Linked DNA regions of Mus musculus: region 2 is linked to region 1. Evidence: chromatin contacts called from ENCODE Hi-C or POLR2A ChIA-PET data. All regions are on one chromosome and are shown on one strand. Each heading gives the region's core, a stretch centred on a gene start or an enhancer-like site at or near the end of the contact. The rest is flanking DNA. Distances are from core to core; before and after follow the strand shown.

What was found. A loop is a pair of places that touch in the nucleus more often than their neighbours do. ChIA-PET counts read pairs that join two places held with the same protein, here RNA polymerase II (POLR2A).
Region 2: a map of CH12.LX shows a loop between it and region 1 (2.0-fold over the local background). The contact joins the enhancer-like site here to the promoter of Bsnd in region 1. A Hi-C loop is called at or near these places in 2 of 37 maps with a recorded cell type or tissue (CH12.LX and T-helper 17 cell). POLR2A ChIA-PET finds 5 or more read pairs at or near these places in 1 of 5 experiments (Patski).

What each region holds. Positions count from the first base shown.
Region 1 is chr4:106,490,909-106,495,250 of GRCm38, forward strand. Bsnd (barttin CLCNK type accessory beta subunit) reads right to left here and starts at 1,335. Exons shown (of 4, transcript NM_080458.2): 1 at 957-1,335. The coding sequence starts at 1,133.
Region 2 is chr4:106,528,460-106,532,517 of GRCm38, forward strand. No RefSeq gene overlaps it. Among named protein-coding and RNA genes, the nearest start is that of Tmem61, 24 kb to the left of the region's middle. Within about 2 kb of position 1,457, at least 1 of the 3 ENCODE cell types and tissues checked has a DNase peak (open chromatin) inside an H3K27ac peak, as active enhancers do.

The DNA.
Region 1 (4,342 bases), core at 85-2,584:
TCTGGGTACTCACACCTCCCAAGTAGGGAGGGGTGGAGGAGGCTGAAAGGACAGGGCTGTTAATATCAAGGTTCACTGGGACTTTGAATGTCCGTCCCCCTTTCCCACACCATCCTCCCGACCCACATTGTGCAGCTGAGGAAGCTGAGGTTCAGAAAAAAAGTGGCTCAGTCTCCCAGGCTCTCAGAGGCAGACCACAAGTTAGACCCCTGTTGCTCTCCCTATATCCCTGAGTGTCTCTAACTAGCTGTGTGACATTGTGATGTTCACTCCACCTCTCTGAGCATTAAAGTTCTACAGCACCTGAAATGTTCACTCCTCAGGGCTGTGTAAAGATCAAGAATAATCACAGCAGCAGACGTTGTTTAACTAAACACAACACTACAGTTGCAAATATGCCCTTCCCCGTCCTCCACACATCATACCTGGGTTACCACAGGGCTATTCGGAGCTGAGACGGGTAGTGTGTGTGTGTGTGTGTGTGTGTGTGTGTGTGTGTGTGTGTGTGTGGCGTTTTACAGATGAAAGTACTGAGTCTCAGGAAGATCCAGCACAGCAGAGCTCTCAGCAGCTGGAGACATGAAACAGAGAACCCAGGGCTCACCACTGCATTTTAAAGCAAGCTCCAACCCTGTAGCATAGGGTCTGTAGGAGAGAAGGGGACTCCAGGAAACACAGAGCGCTTGGGACGTGGTTGGGGTGAGCTGTGGATTCTGGCTCTGATCAAACAGGGCCAGTGCATAGATCCCATTGTGTCCCTGTGGTGGCTCCAGGTCCAGACATACGGCTTCTTATCAGCCACAATGAGAGATGAATGGATAAGCAAAAGGATGTTCCCCAGAGCAGAGAGAATATAGGGAGTCCAAATGGAAAGAACACAGCAGCTGGAGGCCAGGGGTTGATGCCGGGGACCATGAGAGCCACCTGTCCTTCTGCCCCCTTCCCAGCCCCCCTACCTTAGGATAGCATTGGCACATGCTCCAGATGACACCCCCGATCACCATGACGCTGCCCATGGCATAGAAGGTGCCGTAGACCTGGGGTCGATCGTGGCTCATAAGGAATGTACCCAGGGATAGCAGGAAGAGGCCCAGCACGATGAAGCCGATTCGGAAGGTCTTCTCATCAGCCATGGTGGCTAACCAGCCCTGGTAGCTAGCTGATCAGCACACCAGCAGGGGACTGCCCGCAATCCTCCTCAAACGCTGAGCAGGCTCTCAAGGAAGGATGCTCCAGGAGATGGCTGAGAACCAAGGTGATGATGCACAGAGCAAGGAGCAAACTCCACAGGCCCAGCTCTCAGCCCTGAGCCCAGCAGGGCAGGTGACACGCTTCAGTGGGCCCAAGGTCCCAGCCATCTAACTTTCTTCCTGCCACTCTCCTCCCCTGTGGGCCCAGCTGTTTGGTGATTGTAGCTCTGAACATGGGACAGAGGTGGGGAGGGAGGCGGGGGAAGTCACAGGGGCTGGGCCAGTCATGGCTTTGACATCACCTCATTTGCTTACTGTGGAGAGGGAGGCCAGACAGGCTTTGCACCTCCCATCTCTGGGAGGCATGGGTGGGGCCACGGTGGCTTTCAGAAGCCACAGCCTGACAGCATAGACACCTAAAGACACCTTCTCAAGGACACCTGATCATCTAGGCTCAACAGAAATATCCGTACCTACTAAATGGTCACCATCCTAGATATGTCTCCATTCTGTTCAACTAAGGAGACAGGTGCCACATTCCCGTTTCACAAATGAGGACGCAGGCATAGACAGGTAGCCTGCCCAAAGTCACAGAGCAACTGGGACCAGAGCCGAGAGGCTGTGTGTCTCACTAGCGTGACCCTAGTCAACCACAACATAGGTGAACACAGGGCCAGGCTCGAGCAGCCAAGCCCAGGATGGTCTTGGATCTGTGTCTGCGGCTGTGTAGTGCAGGCTCAGCAGCTGGCTTACTGTGCTCCTCTATAAGGGAGTGAGGAGGGGGGGACAGTAGCCAGAACCAGAGCTCACTCTAGGCTCTCTCTCCCCTATCACCTTTGTATTTCACACACAGCCCAGCAGTGCGTGCGTGCGTGCGTGCGTGCGTGCGTGCGTGCGTGCGTGCGTGTGTCACAGGGGCTGAAGTGAACTGGTGCCCCTGCAGATTAACTGACCAACTGGCTGACTGACTGACAGACATCTACTTCACTTGTCCCTGGTCCCCAACCTGGAAAGCCATCTTTATCATAAGAATGACTGTCTAGAGAAGGGTTTCTAGTTCTGAGGTGGCTGATGGGGAAAGTCAGATTGGCTTCCATAGCTAACACTGCAGAGATCCTGAATCACCACAGGTACCCAGAGCAAGGCAGTGGGAGAGCTCACAGGTGAATGGCACGGCCGTCAGTGAGCTCCCTGAGTCCCTGCATTCAAAGCTTTTCTGAATGGGCCCTACATGTTCCTCCCTGCCCCATCTGCCACTCATGTACCTCTGCCAGCATGCCTGCTCACTGGGGTCCCTTCCCATCACTGTCTCCCACCTCTGTCCCCTCCACTTCAGTTTGTAGAGTGCCTCAGGAACTGGGAACAGCCACTCTGAGAAAACTGCCCAGATGCCATGTCTCTGGTCACCTCCAGCCTCACCCCTGGGATGAAGTTAGGTTATGGACTTAAACTTTGTCGCCTGTGGATTGTGAAGTGGACCTTAGGCCACCTCCCCTTTTGGTACAGTGACATAATGGAGGAAAAGTCATTTGAAGTTGTGACTGGCAAGGAACCTCTAAGGGAGCCATTACGATCTTCTTAAAGAGGCTTGGAGACCAGAGGATGCCATGGGAACAGAGTAATCTAGGAGAGTCCCATCCTAAACCAAGGAGTCCCAGAGCCACCTAGACATGCTCCGGAGAGTCAGTGCTGAACATACAGAGGGGATGGACCTCTGCCACATTCACAGAAGCTTCTTGTGCCCCCTGGTGGCCTTGTGTGTCTGGCACAGTGCTGTCACATCCTCTGGGTGCTGCCTCTGTGCACCCAGACCCACACCCACTTCCCAGATAAGGAAACTGAGCCTGGGCAGTGACAGATCAGTCAAGATCTTCCCAAATGCTTCAGAGCCCAAGCAGACCAATCTAGCTTTGGCCCTTATGGAGAGGGCTGGACATTCTCCTCTCTGCTAGTCTTTTCTCTCTTTGCCATAACCAAGTCTCTCTTTGCCCCTTTTCTCAAAGTCCCTTCTCCCAGAGCAATGGTAGCCACAATGAATAAGAGCATCTGAGATGAGTCATGCCAACTTAAATGAGCGGTCTCTGCTGGAGTTATGTTAAGAGTTAAATAGCCACCAGGGCAGGACCAGCCAGAGCAACACAAACAAGACCCCTGAGGCAGGAGAGGGGAAACACTCTCAAGGTTAGGTGGGAAGGGATGGAAGGGCAGAGATGGTGATATGGGAGGAGCTGGGGAAGGGAGGGTCAATATATTCAAAATACATTGTATGAAATTCTCAAAGGACTAATAAAATATTTTTAAAAGAATTAAATGTCCAGTACTGTTGTTCTGCTGGGTAGACATGGCACCAAGGCAATTCCTAGTGGCTTGTTGCTGTACGCAGAGATGGATGTATCTCTCCGCCTCATGGGAGGGATTTCTCTGGGCTGGTGAGTGTGCTGGGCCCTGGATGGATTGTGTTTTTCCCATCCCTCCCCCAGGGGTCAGGATCTTCGCACAGGGATGGGCAATGGGATTGTGGAATCCAAAGGTGGTAGATTACATGGGAGGAGGCAAGGGCACAAGGTTTTCCAAGGCTGGGCCGTTGCACGTATGAACCAGTAGCAACTGTGGCAGCATTCTTAGGATCCGCACTGGCTCTGGACAGGCAGGCTCCCTGCGTGGAGCAGGGAGGGTGGGCCTGGGTCTGGCCTCTGGCCAGGGACCTGGTGGCAGCCGGGAGGAGGGTGAGTCCGTTTTCTTTGGTGATGTGATCCCTGGTGGATCAACCACATTTGGGGTAGCCCCACTCCCGAACTCCCAAGTGCTTGAGCTGAGGACTGTACTCTATGGAGAAAGGAAAGGGGAAGAAGGAAGAAGGGCTTGACTTTGGGTGAACGGGAAAGAGGTGGTCACATGGTGGAAGCGAGAGGGGTTGTTTGTGAGATCAGGGTACATCATTGGGAAATCTCAAAGATTTTGTAACAATGTTAATGAAAACGAAGAAAAAAATAATTCAGTGGGGTTGGGCATCTGCTAGAGGCAGCTCCTGCTCGCCCAGCCCAGTCCACTCTGCTTCTGACTTCTTCCTTGCATCAAGAGGGGCGACAGGAGTGGTCCAGGAGTCGGTGGTCTCCCAGCTGAGGGCGTATTAAATGCTGTCTTCTCAGGGG
Region 2 (4,058 bases), core at 207-2,706, 38 kb after region 1:
CCCAGGGCCTTCAGGGATGGCCATCAGTGGCCCAGGGTAACAGCATCTGAGATGATCAGGCGCAATAGTCCAGTGGACCATTTGGTGGCCCCTGCTACTGCCTGCCTCTCAGGTCCCAGAACAGCATGCCCAGTCAGAATGGCCGGGAGTAGGTGTTAGTCACAAAATCTGTGAGAGAAAAACCACAATTATGAGCCAAACTCGAAGCAAGCTTTAATTAAATACTGGCCAGAAAGATGGATTCTGGTCAGGTCCACCCACGGATTCCCAGGGAATAGTCACGAGTCACATTTTGCAGAAGCTTAAAAAGGCAAAAATTCACTGCAATTCCCACTAGTTTGGACCAAGGGCAAATATACACCCTGGTATATCTCCTCCCTACATACCCCCTGCCTACACGTGCTCAAGGTCATCTGGGAGAATCGGTTCAAACAAACTTGTTTAGGGGAGTGACAGCATGTGGCTATTGCCCAAGAACTACAGCTTCCAGCATTCCAGGAAATTATCTTGTCCTTGGGACAAGTAGGGCTTACAGGTTAACTTCGGCTCTTACATTGATAGCACTTCCTTGCTTCACAGGTGACACTGGAGCTCAGGAATGGGGGGCAGGGTCTTCTCTGCCACCTCTGAAGTACCTAAGTCTGTGACTGCCCTCACATCGCTTAGGCCTGAGTAGCTCAGACAGGATTTACTGCTGCAGAGCATGCTGGGAATGCTGCTCTCTGTCCTGCTCTGATTCTCCTTGAGCATCTCCAGGTAAGGCCAGGCCCACCGGAGTAAAGACCAACTCGTTTCACCACGTACACCCTGGCAAAACATCACTACTTGATCTCCTCCAGGTGTCCCTGATCTACTGGCTGAGATTATTGCTAGTAATATGTTTGCCTTTGGGTTCCACGGCCTTGGCCCAGGCCACATAAGGTTGAATGAACTTCTACCTTCCTGAGGTCCCTGTCTGGGGGTCAGAACGCTTCAGCTGCCTGACCCCTTCCTTACCCAGGGAGCACCCACGTCACCAGACCTCAGTCTGGTGCTTCTCACCCAGACACAGCACAACCACCCCCTAATTGGCACCTGACTCCAGCTCCCTGCTCACCCATCCTCCACTTCCCACCCCACCCCACCCCCGGAAGTGACTTCAGACTCAGCCCACCCTCCTTCTGTGTCATCTTCCTAGCCGCTGCTAACACTGGGGGTCCCTCCGTATGTCCTACTGTCTAACCCTGGTCCCTGGCGCAGTTGACTTTTCAAACTGGGAGAGTGATCTTTGTCCATCTGGGTCCCACTGAAGCTTGGTTAGAGATAAGCATGCAGATGGAATGGATGAAAGCGGGGATAGGAGCCAGATGCCAACTGCAGGGCTGGACAGGCAGGGCCAGAGGCAGCTAAGGAAGTGTGTGCGTGCGTGTGTCCCCTGTGGCACTCTACTCAGGCTGAACTGCACTTCCTAGCTTATCAGGAGAGCGCGGAGTCTAACTGGAATTCTCTGGTCAGCTTCCGCCCTCTGGCGGGCAGGGAGAGCAACCCAGCTCCTCACTTCCACTTGTTGTCTGTGCTGCCACCTGGTGGCCTCTCGGTGACAGCTTTTACTTTTCACCCCTGGGCTCGAGGGTTTGAAAAATTTGGAGTCAAACGAACCTTAGTGGACCGAATCCTAGTAATCTTCCCATTGTACTTATAAAACATATATCCAAGAGATAAACAGCAAGGGCCACTGGTATACACCCACTAAGCTTCAGTCGCCATCAGAGCATCACTTCCAGTGGCCTATGACTCCCTCCTGGGGGCAGGTGTACGATTTGGAAACACTGCTTAATAACCCCGTCCCATTCTTGCCCGTATAGGGCAGCCAATTAAGTAAGTTCTCACAGCATCTGCTTTGCGCTCCAGCACTGCGCTGACAGCATCCACACTGTATGAAACAGAACCGGCCCTCACTCTCACACAGCATACAGGTTCCGGCCTGAGACAGACCTTATCAAACAGTCCTGAAAACTGAGTGTGGTGGTGCTCGCCAGCAATCTCCACACTTGGGAGTACATCTGACAGCAATGAGGAACCAGGAAGGTGCAGCAGGTACCAGTTTGACACCGGAGCCTTTGTTTCAAAAGAATTCCCAGTGCTACCTGGAGAATGAGTCAGAGTAGGTACAAGTGACTTCAAGGTTACTATGGGACCCAGGAAGTTGACGAAGAAAGTGGTCAGAAAGAAGTCACTCACATCACATCAAATACACTCAGGAGTCAATACACATAGAGAAAGCAAGAAGACATGATGGTGGCATATCTTAGATGTCCATCTTATCTAGGTCATGGGCAGTGGTCACTTCCTGAAATGACGTCTTATGTTTGGTGGGTATTGGGGTCTAGCCCAAACCTCTGTGAACCTCCATTTGATAAACTGTCACAAAGGGAACTGGCAGGCTCTGCTGGGCAGGTTTGGCACCTGGGCTCCATTCCCACAATCACAGAGGGTAGCAGGAAGGGGGCTTATTGAGATAGGTCTCATGGAATCAGGCTGTTTCCTGTGGCAGAAGGCATTCACAACCTAGGGACATTTCACACTGGAACACCTGAGAAAGAGTGCAGAGGTCAGGTCTGCAGCAGCAAGACACAAGGCCTCAGGGCTCAATTCTGCTAGAACTAACGGAACCAGGAAACTGCCTCTATATCTGTTCCCCATAGAAGAGATGAACAGACAGATACTTTAATCTGGGCCTCTGAGAAACAGGAAGACAACCCAGTGGCCCTTCTTTGACTTCTGGTCCACAGGCCTGGGAAGTAACAAATTCATCCAACTTTAACCTCTTAGAAATGTCTAGAAAGGTAGGTTGTGAACAGGGCATTCAGGCGGAGTGCTTTGGAGAGAGGAAGTAGCCGCTGTGTTCTTTGCTTCAAGGGCCTCAAGGCAGGAAAACACAGCAGTCCCCTGTGATGGCTATTTTGATTTTCCTGATATCAGCTCTGGAAGTTGACCTTGATCCAAAAATACTTCAGGGAAAATGCTCTAGGAATTGTCAGCATCTTAAAAATGTTCACTGAAGTATGTTGTTATGATTTTCTCTTTTATCACTTGTTATTGTTTTTAGTGTCTCACTGTGCCTGATTCTTAAATTAAGCTTTATCATAGGTATATATTTGGAGCAAAGAGCATTATATGTATGTATGTATGCATGTATGTATATACATATACATATATATACATACATAACACACATAACACATATCTACATCTACATCTACATCTACATCTACATCTACATCTACATATACATATACATATACATATACATATACATATACATATACACACATGTATTTGTTAGCATTTCCTCTAGGAATGGTTCACATATAAAAGGACCCTTCTTATTTCTTCTTCTTCTTCTTCTTCTTCTTCTTCTTCTTCTTCTTCTTCTTCTTCTTCTTCTTCTTCTTCTTCTTCTTCTTCTTCTTCTTCCTCCTTCTCCTCATCCTCTTCTCCCTCTCCCTCTCTCTCTCCTTCTCCCTGTTCCTGCCAGCCTCTTCTCTTTTTTTCTCTCTCCTCTCTTTTTGTCCTTCTCTGTCCCCTTTCTTTCTGTACATCTACTCCCTTTGCCCTTCCCCAGACCCTCCTTTCCATGTCCCAAATAAATTTCATTTTATACTAGAGCTGTCCTATGGCTGATATGGGGTGGGGGAGGGTGCCTCAGCATGGGCCTGCTAAGGCACCCCCTCTAGCCACATCATGCCATCACATTACAAAACATATCACACACACACACACACACACAGCACTCTCAGTCTTCATTACCCACTTGGATTCCTAGACTATATCTGCATGGACCATTGGGGGACCCTATATTTCAGTGGTTCTCAACTTTCCTAATGCAGATCCTCATGTCATGGTCACCCCCAACCATAAAATTATTTTCGTTTCTCCTTCATAATTGTAATTTTGTAACTGATGCACAGAATATCCGATATGGGACCCCTGTGGGGGTCTCTACCCACAGGTTGAGAACAACTGCTACAGAGGCTCCTAGGATGTTCCTAGGATCTGCTAGGTCACTAACGCCAGTG